Linked DNA regions of Homo sapiens: region 2 is linked to region 1. Evidence: chromatin loops called from intact Hi-C (ENCODE). Cell type or tissue: CD4-positive, alpha-beta T cell. All regions are shown on one strand. Region 1 holds the start of ZNF141 (zinc finger protein 141). Region 2 overlaps PDE6B (phosphodiesterase 6B).

Region 1 (5,000 bases):
GAGGGGAACGGTAGGACTGTGGTCTCATTTTAACACATCACTTGGTCTCGTAATTAAAAGAACTTGTATTTCTCAAACAAAAGTTCTGTTCTTCTCTCAAATCCCAGGACATAAACTCAGAATTTGGAACTGCACATTTAAGACTTGGAGGGCTGGTAAGCACATTTGTGGGCATTTGGGCAAGGGGAGAAGGGAGAGAATGGAAGTTCTCAGGTTTAATCAATGCACATGTGTGAACCTCGCTGGATTTATGGGCCCCATGATTTCTGAATCAGTGTCAGATCTGAAGATCATTGGCACACTGAAAGAGGTGGAAAAACTGATCGCTATCCTAAAAAGTCATTTTTGTAGAAATCTAGTCAAACTGCTATAGAAGGGATTGTAGATCCCAAATAGAGAGATCATTTTGTTTGCAGCTTTGGGGAGCACTTTGCTGCACTTCGTGCACTTTGCTGCACAACTGTGGGTTGTGACTGGAATCCTGAGAAAGAAGGTTCTTCTCTAAAACGAAGCCTGGTGGGCACTTTGTGTATAACATCTAGTAATTCTTGACAGCGTGTGGAAAATATAACAGCAAAATCATCTACAATCCTAAAATACTGTCCAAAATAATAGAACAGCAAGAAAATGTGTTGTTAGAGAATTAAACAAAATGTGGTGTGCATTACAGGCAGTCTACTAAGAGACTGCCAAAACAAAGAAAGTCACCATAATTAGCTCTCAAGTAGAAGACTTGACAGTACCATGTATCATACATAGTTTATTACACTTTCACCTAGTAATTTGGGAGGTCATCCGGGTTTCCTAATTGGTAATATTCAAAGGGAAAATAAACTTCCCACAGCTTCAGGACAGGAGGTAGATTTGATATGTGAAGGCAGGTACCTGCTGAAGGCAGCCTCCTACTCTGCTACAGAAATTGCGGAATAGGTTATATATTCTTGCTATGCACATTTCAAAGCAATAGTTTCCATGTCCTAAAGACAATTTTGAGTCAAAAAAGACAAATCACCTAGTTAACAGATTAAAATGAGTTATATATATTTCAAAGAAGCAGAGAAAATATTTAAATATAAAAGTTTTCAAACTAAATGCTTTAAGGGAGAAGAGTAAAAATTCTTTCCTCATTCTAAAGAGAAAGCATTAAGCCTCTTCTGATTTGTATTTGGTCCTACAACAGGCAGGTCTAAAGGCATGGTCTTGAACTCACTAACGTTGAATTCTTGTAGCACATGAGGGATGCACTTGAGCAAACTGTGTGCACAGGAAAGAGGATTTGTGGGGAAGAAAAGAGCAGAAGAAAGGTGCTATCAAGAGCCTTGAGTGGGGGCAAGGCAGGATTGACGAAAGGACTGGTTTGTGCTACAAGTTCAGGCCCAGGCAGGGCTAAGCTCTAACTGATTCCTGAGCCCATAAAGGCAGAGGAGATTAGGATCAGGTGGTCCAAAAGCCTGGGTGGGTGAAGAAAACAGATTCCTGCTACAGATCTGGGGTTAAAATGAACCAGGAGTCTTCTGGGCACTGTGTGTGTTCTTGGGAGAAAAACCTAGGAGCAAAGCTGCCATGGGCACAATTCCTGAGGGTAGAACCCTGTCCTGGGACAAGTGTGGCCGTGCGAATGCCCAATGGGCGGGCTCAGGAGTGGGTTAGCATTGGGTGGGGGCTGGCAGCAGGGTGCAGGGAAGGGATGTTTCTCAGAACTCCTTTCCTCCAAGTTCTCAGCGCCCTCTCTCCCCGGGAGGAGACCTGGAGGAACAGAACAGTGCGCAGCAGGACAGTGCATGTGCAGAACCCGGCTGGTCTCCCGCGGACACCTGCGACTCCCTCCAGCCCAGGCTCAGCCATGTCTTTCTTCTGACAGGAAACGTGAGGAGTTTGCTCAACACCAGTCAATGCTCCGACCCCAACGGGCTGTCCAACAACTCACTAACGACACCACCCGGAGTCAGCACAGACCCCACAAGCTCAGCGCTCTTCCCGCAGCTGCCCCCCTGCAGACGCCAGTCCCTGCCTCTGGACACCCGTCTTCATTTCTGAACACCTGTCTACAAACCAGGGGCCCACACCCTCCTCAAGTTCAATAATATGACAGAACTACTCACAGAACTCAGCGAAGCGCTGTGCGCGCCCACACTAGCGTATTCTAAAAGATGCCACTCAGGAACAGCCACGCGGAGGAGGCGCACAGGGCAAGGAGACTGGTGGGCAAGTTGGAGCGGGCGGGTGATTTGCTTCGCTTCCTCACACACCTCACAAAAGCTTTTCCTTCAAGACCCGCTGGCAGCCCCCAAACCACGAGCCACGGCCGGCGCTGTCCCATTAATGAGTCCCCATTTGCTCACATGAACTCTGTTTTGATGGGGCCTCGATCTCATTCCGAACAGGGTAAAGCAGGGACGGGATCCCCAGACCACAGCTTCTCCCACAGCTCCTCCCACGCCGGCATCGCGCACGCCGCGCGGGCGGCTTCCAGATAAGCTACTCCTCACCCCACAGCCTGGGGAAGGTGCGGGGCTGCGGGCGCAGAGCTGCACAAGGAGGGCTGCAGGCTGGGCCAGAGCCGCTGTGCGGGGACCGACAGGAGCCCAGGTCCCTCACCGGAGGGTACTGAGGCCCCAGGGCTGAGCGGCGGCAGCGGGGACTCCGTTCGCAGACTCGGTCCCGCCGCCATTTCCCGCCAGCTCCGATGAGACCTCCTCAGCCTTGGGACGCCCTGCCCCGCACACTCACCATTTCCCCACTTCTGAAGTATTCGGGAGTCTTAGCTACCAATCATCCAATACCCGCAGGTCACAGAGCGACGGAGGCTGAGCTGTGGCCGAATCACCAAGGCCTCCCACAACTGAGAACGCAGAGAGATGAAGCCCCTAACCCGCGGTCTGGTAGTAGCCAGACGCAAAGACCCGCGCCACATCCCGGAAGCCACCGCCTCCTCTCTGGCTGCGTGCCTGATTGGGCAGTTTTCACTCCAGTGCGCTGATTGGATACGGCTCCAATCTCCCCGCCATCAGACCTTGAGTGACAGAAGTTGCAACCACATACTCCACGGAATGTGGCGAGAGTGACAGCCGGGGGGCCTCCAGGCAGTTTCAGGCGGGGCTTTCTCTTCGTGCTTGGCCTGGCACAGCCCAGGGGTCATTTTTTAACCTTGTGATGTGTAAGGTGACGTCCATTTAGAAATTATACACGCACGCACACACACAGACATATACGCGCGCGCGCACACACAGACGCGCGCACGTACGCAGTCTCACATAAACATACAAAAGTCACAGACACACACACACACACACGCACGCACCCACGCACGCACAGCCCATCCTTCCTCCAAGGCTCGCGAATCATCTCTCCACAAATCCTGCCTTCGGGGCCGCAGCCTGCAGGCCGACCTCAGTCCGTCCTCACAGAGCCTAGTTGGGTGCACAGCTCTCCCTGACGCGCGAGGAGCAGGTTCACGGGAGTCGGTCGCGCATCCCCAGCGCCCTGCGGGCCTCGCACCGGCTGTGGCGGTGACCCCGGTGAGGAGGGCTTTGGTGCGGGTCACCGTTGCTGAGGACACCCTCCTCCCCCGGAAGCGCGGTCCTGGGGGTCTGGGGGGCGGGTCCCTGACCGCTGTAAACAATAGGTCGGTGGTGTCCACGCAGCAGGCAGCAAATTCTCAGGAAGTGAGCGTCCCGTCTTTGGCTTCACCTTCGTGTCTGTAGAATGGGGGTGAGGGGACTCAGGACTCGGAGCGCTGTCGGGCGGGGCGAGGTGGGCTGAGAGTGTGTCTCCCTCCCCAAGCTCACCCGGAGCTGTGCGGGGCGGGACCGCCCCAGGACCCTCGGTTCCCAGGAGCTCCTGGGGGCCCCGCCGCCCCCACCCCAGGCCGCGCTGCGCAGCCCCAGTCCCCGCCGGCCCCACCGCGCGGTCGCTTTGAGGTCGGCCGGGGTCTGCCCGGCGATGGCGACGCTGCAGCCGCTGGAGCCGGGGCCACCGGGGATCTCGGCGGGACCTGGCGGCAGCGAGGACGCGGACCCTGGAGAGATGGGAGGGGCGCGCCCCGAGCCCGAGCCCCACCCGGACCCGGCTGCCGTCGGCCTAGCCAGGGCCGGGGCGGACACCGTCGAGGACGAAGCCGGGCCCGCGCCCCTGGGCGACCCGTTGAGCCGCGGAGCCCCGCGGGGTGGAGCCGGGCCAGGCCCATCCGCTCCGGGCGCGGGCAGCTGGCGTCGCGGGTGGGTCAGAACCCAGGACACGCCCAGGAGTCCGACCTCATGGCGCTGCAGGGCCTGGGGAGTGGGGGCTGGGGACAGCGCCAGGGCCAACCCGACGCCAGCACCCCCGGCAGACCCCAGGAGCCGCCTGTGAAGAGACTGGATAGGTGCATTAAGCGATCAGAAAAGTCACTGGCTGGCCCTGTTGATGAGCAGAACGCTTTCAGAGAAGTGTATGCTCACGCAGTGCTTGGACAGCATTCGCGTAGTTTGACACTTGTCTGCTTGGGCGGATAGATGCTCACACACATAAGTTTGTTTTGTAGTTATGCAGGATTGCACTGTGGCTAAGTACACAGACTCTGGGTGCACATCCCAGCTGCTCTGCTATTTCCAGCTGTGTGACCATGGGGAAGTTACTTGCCTGTGCTCAGTGTCCTCTGTAAAGTGAAGATAGCAGTACCTGCCTCATGGAGTCCCTTAAGTGAGTTAATAGTGTAACATGTTATGGCGTCATGCACACAGTCACCATCGGTAAATATAGTCTATTATGCCTGAACCCCAGAGGAGCACATGTCCTTGAAAAGTCTAAAATTCAGGACTCTAAAATCCAGACTGTGAGACCCTGGAATCCTCCAGCAGCATTCTAACGTCTCTTGGCAATTGTATGCTGCTTCCCAGGGCTGGAAGGTGTATTTGTATTAATACAGTGAAATAATACGGCCACTTGACCACCTAGTTCATCCCTATAGTAGGCAAATAAGGTGATGTCAAATCCTTGGCTGGGGCCCAGTCCTGGTAATC
Region 2 (5,000 bases), 330 kb before region 1:
GAGGGTGAACCATGCAGGACTCTAGAGGCCGGGCGCGGGGGATGGACCTGCTGCCTGTCCTTCCCCTGTGGGGCTTTGCTGACCAACCAATGCCCCCTTTCCTGCCGAGGCTGCACCTGGCCTAAGCCCTCTCCACTGCAGGCTCCAGAGAGCCCCTCGCCGCCCACCAGAGCGGGTGTGTGAGAAACCACAGCTCCCACCTGGTCCACGTGGGGCTGGGGCAGCCCTGCCTCTCCTGTTCCTGGCGCCTATCCTGACTCTCCCATTTGCTGGCACCTCTCCTGCTGCCAGGAGGTATCCAGACCCCGCTGCTGACCTGAGGACCCTGGCATTGTCCATCATACCACTGTGTGGGCCCGGGACGCCCCCCATGCGTTCTCTGCCCCAGCACCCTCCCCAGGGCTTTCTTGGTGCATGGCTCGCGGCCCTGCTGGGGTTCACCTGCAGAGCTGCCTGGACCCAGAGGCTCCTGGTGATGAGCGGGTGGCCCTGGTTCCTCCAGTGCCAACGACGTCACCTCTGCATAAGCATCACCCAAGCCACAGCTGTACCCAGGTCCGAGCCACCCACACGCATGTCACATGATCCCACAAAGTGAGATAAGGACCCCACGACCTCAGAACCCCCTGCCTGAGACCAAGCCAGGACCTGAGGCTCCTGAGGACCAAGAGGGGTCTCTAACACCCGTTTCAGGAGTGGAAGGTTCCAGAAGCAGCACTCACAATGGGCTGCTGATCCAAGACTGTCCTTTCCAAGTCACCTTGCTCCCAGAACTCAGCAGCCACGAGAAGTGCGACCTGGAGGCACAGGAAGGCAGCTGTCTGTGGAGCTCTGAGCCCACGCGGAAGGGCCCGGGCCCGCCCCGTGAGGCTCCGAGCCTCGGTCTTCTCCGCCCCAGACCCCCGGGGTCCCCACCACACAGGGCTCCGGTTGAGCCATGTAGACACACTGCAGTACCCCCATCCTTGCCGCCCTGGCCTGGCCCCGAGGTGGCCCTCAGAGCTCCTTGCAAACAATGGTCCGTTGCCATCCGAGGCTCCCGCCCGCCCGGCAGTCCCATGTGCTGAGAGGCACTGACTCTGGGTCTGGAGGGCCCTCTGTTCTAACCTTGCTCTGGACTTCCCAGGGCTTGGTGATGGCAGACAGGTCGCAGGCTGTCATCATCATGGCCCTGCAGACACAAACCGGGCACGAGTGCTGATGGGCGTCTCCTGAGGGCAGGTGGTTTATATGTGTTTTCTTTTTTGAGATGGAGTCTTGCTCTGTTGCCCAGGCTGGAGTGCAATGGCGCAATCTCAGCTCACTGCAACCTCCGCCTCCCGATTCTTGTGCCTCAGCCTCCCGAGTAGCTGGGATTACAGGCGCCCGCCACCACGCCCGGCTAATTTTTGTATTTTCGGTAGAGACGGGGTTTCACCATGTTGGCCAGGCTGATCTCGAACTCCTGACCTCAGGTGATCCACTCCCCTCGGCCTCCCAAGTGCTGGGTTTATGTGTATTTTCTCACTGGGTCCCTGGGACCAGCCTGGGGAGGGGCTGGTTGTGAATCACCATTTTACAGGTGAAAAAGTGGAAGGTCAAAATGAAGTAAGTTACTGCCAAGGGCTACAGACCAATGCAGGGCCTGTGTGCTCCCCAGCTCTGCACCATCTCCCTGAGAGCTGGGGGGAAATAAGGACGGCGCATTTGTTTCACAGCCCTCGACAAGCTGCCGCGACGGGCTCTTCCTGCTCCAGAGCGTCTGGGGAGGGCTGCAGGGTTAACCAGCTGGTGAGTGGGCCCGGTCCCTGCGAGGGAAGGACCCCTCGTGCCCCCTCCGCCCGCGCTCACATGACGATCTCCTTCCGGGTCGTCTCCAGGGACAGGTACTCCACCCAGCTCTTCTTGTCCTGGTAGTTCTTGGACTCATCCACGATCTTCTGAAACATCGCTCTCTTCCTGAACCCAGGGAACAAGGGAGGTGCAGGTGGGAGCAAGTGTGGAGACCCCGCCCCAAGCGCCCGTCTGCAGGGAGGCGCGGAGCCCGAGCGAGGCCCCATCCGGGGTGCGCGGGGCCGGCGGGCAGGGACGGAATCCGGGGCTGCGTCCCCCGGGCTGTGCCGCCGCTGCGCCCCCGTGTCTGCCGGGGGTCCCAGGCTACCCGCCCGCCCCGCGAGGCGCCCCCTCCCGGAAGGCGCGCACTTGAAGTACAGGGCCAGGTCCGTGGCGATGATGGCGATGTCCATCAGGTGGATCACGTGCTCGTGCTGCCGCCGGTTCAGGTTCTGGTAGATGTTCAGGGTCTGCGGAGGTTATGCCCAGCGCGTCAGGCGCCCTGCGGCCACCTCTCAGGGTGCCCGGGGACCCCGCCCCTTCCGCCTCGGCTGCCTGTGCCTCTCACGCCCCCGCCCTCGGGCCCTCGGTGGGCGGGACCCCTAATCCGCCTGCTGCTCAGGGCCCTCCTCAGGGTGCCCAGCTCTCCACCAGCGGCTCCATCGTCGGCTTGGGACGCAGATGGCCTCAGAGGTCACCACCGGGGAGCGCAGGGAGGGGTCCACTGAGTGTCCAGGTCCTTGGGGGCCGCTCAGGGCTCGGCTGCCCTTCATTCCCCCGCTGGTGGGTCCCGGGCCGCTTCCCCTTCGGCTTCCACCCCACCCCATGAGGGGCCCTTTCCAGTTGTCTTCCCCACAAGCGTTTTCCCAGGGCCTCCGATGCACCTGCCCTCAGCCTCGGCCCTCCGCCTTCTCTGCCGCCCTCCCCCAGTGCTCACACACCCAGTGCTCACCCGCTGCATCAGAACCCTGCTCCGCAGGATACGGCCCTGCCGTCCTGCGGACGCTGCGTCCCCAGCGCCCACAGCAGAAACCGAGGGTGAGTATACCAACCTCCTCCGAGAGCAGGAACTTCCCAAACTCCAGGTGGTGCCGCTCCAAAATCGAGGAGCCGTGGAGCTTAGCCAAGGGGTTCTGGGACCTGTTACACAGGTGGTGGAGGTGAGGCCCGTGGGACCTGCCCTTGGCCCACCCTGCGCTCTGCAGCCCCCCCAGATGGGCCCCACTTTCTTTTTTTTGAGACAGGGTCTGCCTCTGTCACCCACTCTGGAGTGCAGTGGTGCAATCATGGCTCAATACAGCCTTGACCTCCTGGGCTCAAGTGATCCTCCCACCTCAGCCTCCTAAGTAGCTGGGACCACAGGTGTGCGCCACCATACACAGCTTTTTTTTTTTTTTTTTTTTTTAAGTTTTTGTAGAGGAGAGCTCTTGCCATGTTGCCCAGGCTGGTCTCGAACTCCTGGGCTCAAGCAATCCCCTCGCCTTGGCCTCCCACAGTGCTGGAGTACGGGGCCTGGCCGTGGACTCCACTTTCTACATAGCCTGCTATGCGAAGCCTAATTCACGCCAAGGGCGTGGAGTTGATTTAGGGCTAATTCACATGCCCGCCCTGAGGTGCCTACTTCATCTGGTACAGGTTGTTGGTGCCGCGGTGGTCGATGTCATGGCACAGGCCGGCTGTCACCATGGCGAAGGCCTCCAGGTCCGTGTAGTAGCTCTTCAGTTTGCCGGTCTGTAGAGACAGGGCCACCTTGCTCACCGGTCCTGGCTCCAGCAGGGTGGGGAGTGGTGAGGGGTTGGGATGACCTAGGCGTCGGGTTGGAGGTTGGACCTCCGACCACCGCAGGGCTGGGGTGCGCGGTGCACGGTGTCAGAGGGCGTTGCCCTCCTCCATCCTTCTGCCCTGGGAGGACCCCCATCTCATCCCTCGGGGTGCTTGAGTGCTGCCCTTGGTACCAGGAGGGCCTGCACAACCCTGGTGATTCTGGCAGCCACGTACCATGAGCAGCGTGAACATCGTCTGGGCCACGTTGAAGCCGTGGCGCCAGTTGTGGTAGGTGATTCTCCGGTACCCTTTGCTGATGGAGAACAGGAACCGCACCAGGACCTGGGGGAGCCGAGAGGACACAGGGCTCCGGCGGCAAGCGTGTAAGTCCCGCCAGAGCGGCACCTGTGGCTGACTTCACAGTGGAAGCCCTGCTCCGTGCCATCATCCCCACACCGTCTCCTGGACTTCCCGATCTTCCCCATCCCTGCGTTTCCCACTGGCCTCTGCTGGCCTTCCTGGGTAGGGGCTGCCACATTGGCACCTATGGGGTGGAGCCAGGTAGGGCAGGAGCTGAGAACAGCCCCAGCCTTCAGGGGCCGCCCAGCCTCCATCCGACTGCCTGGCCTCAAGCTGGGAGGAGGACCCCTGGGGATGCAGCATATTTTAAGATGTTGGTTTTAGGCATGGACATTTGAATGAGCAGAATGTGTGGGCTGCAGGCTGGGGTGGGAGAACCGATGTCCGCAGGGCAAGAGAATGCTGGTCTCTCTTGCCCTGCGGACATCGCCAGGAGGCTCTTCCTGCGGCCATTGTGATTTTTAGGGTCAGAAAATTATTTGGAAATATTTTTTATTCTGCAAATATTTTCTATACATTTTTTCTTGAGTGTTTTCCCTTAGTATTTAGTAAAACTTCTTTTGAAAATGCTGGCCTGCTGCACCTGTTCTCAGAGGGGCATGAGAAAAGAGGATTCTCTTCCTAGGGCTGTGGGAAGCCCCTTGAGATGTTGGAAGCAGGGCAGGGCAGGAGAACCCAGGGAGGGCACAGAGCTGTGGACGAGGGCTGGGAAAGCCATCCCGCCTCCCCAGGGGGTCTCCGAGGAGTGCTGCTGTGGCCAAACCAGGGGGGCCACTTTGTGCTTTCTGTTTAGGTGATGGGATGCTTCTATCTCCTCAGCACCCCACACCAAATCCCCTGTTATTGCCAGATGATGTGCCTAATGATCAAATTGCTTGGAACTCCTAATAATAAAACTTTAAATCTATCCATTCACCATCCATCTGCTGTCCACCCATCCATTCACCCATTCATTGACCCATCTATTAATTCATTAATTGACCCACCTACTCATCTATCACTCATCCACCCACTTCTCCATCCATCCACCTATCCATTCACTTATCCAACCATCTAACTACCAT

The links. Peaks named below come from ENCODE experiments on the same cell type or tissue, not always from the same donor. Only the 100,000 strongest peaks of a DNase experiment are listed, where the experiment ranks them.
Region 2: a loop joins it to region 1, with 4 times the contacts of the local background. A loop is called at or near these places in 17 of 110 quality-filtered maps.

What each region holds. Positions count from the first base shown.
Region 1 is chr4:335,717-340,716 of GRCh38, reverse strand. ZNF141 (zinc finger protein 141) reads right to left here and starts at 2,903. Exons shown (of 4, transcript NM_003441.4): 1 at 2,731-2,903. The coding sequence starts at 2,733. RefSeq lists enhancers at 3,054-3,153, 2,198-3,158, 3,264-3,779 and silencers at 3,794-3,903, 4,134-4,193. In CD4-positive, alpha-beta T cell, no CTCF peak of the experiment used is centred here; DNase peaks (open chromatin) are centred at 2,456, 3,046 and 4,256; H3K4me3 peaks cover 2,735 bases; H3K27ac peaks cover 1,503 bases.
Region 2 is chr4:661,052-666,051 of GRCh38, reverse strand. It overlaps PDE6B (phosphodiesterase 6B), which reads right to left. Exons shown (of 22, transcript NM_000283.4): 13 at 3,811-3,918; 14 at 3,434-3,543; 15 at 2,865-2,952; 16 at 2,182-2,282; 17 at 1,831-1,938; 18 at 1,108-1,171; 19 at 723-797. Among named protein-coding and RNA genes, the nearest start is that of PDE6B-AS1, 8.4 kb to the right of the region's middle. RefSeq lists a silencer at 2,023-2,492 and an enhancer at 2,087-2,679. In CD4-positive, alpha-beta T cell, no CTCF peak of the experiment used is centred here; DNase peaks (open chromatin) are centred at 1,831 and 2,371; H3K4me3 peaks cover 1,703 bases; H3K27ac peaks cover 1,067 bases.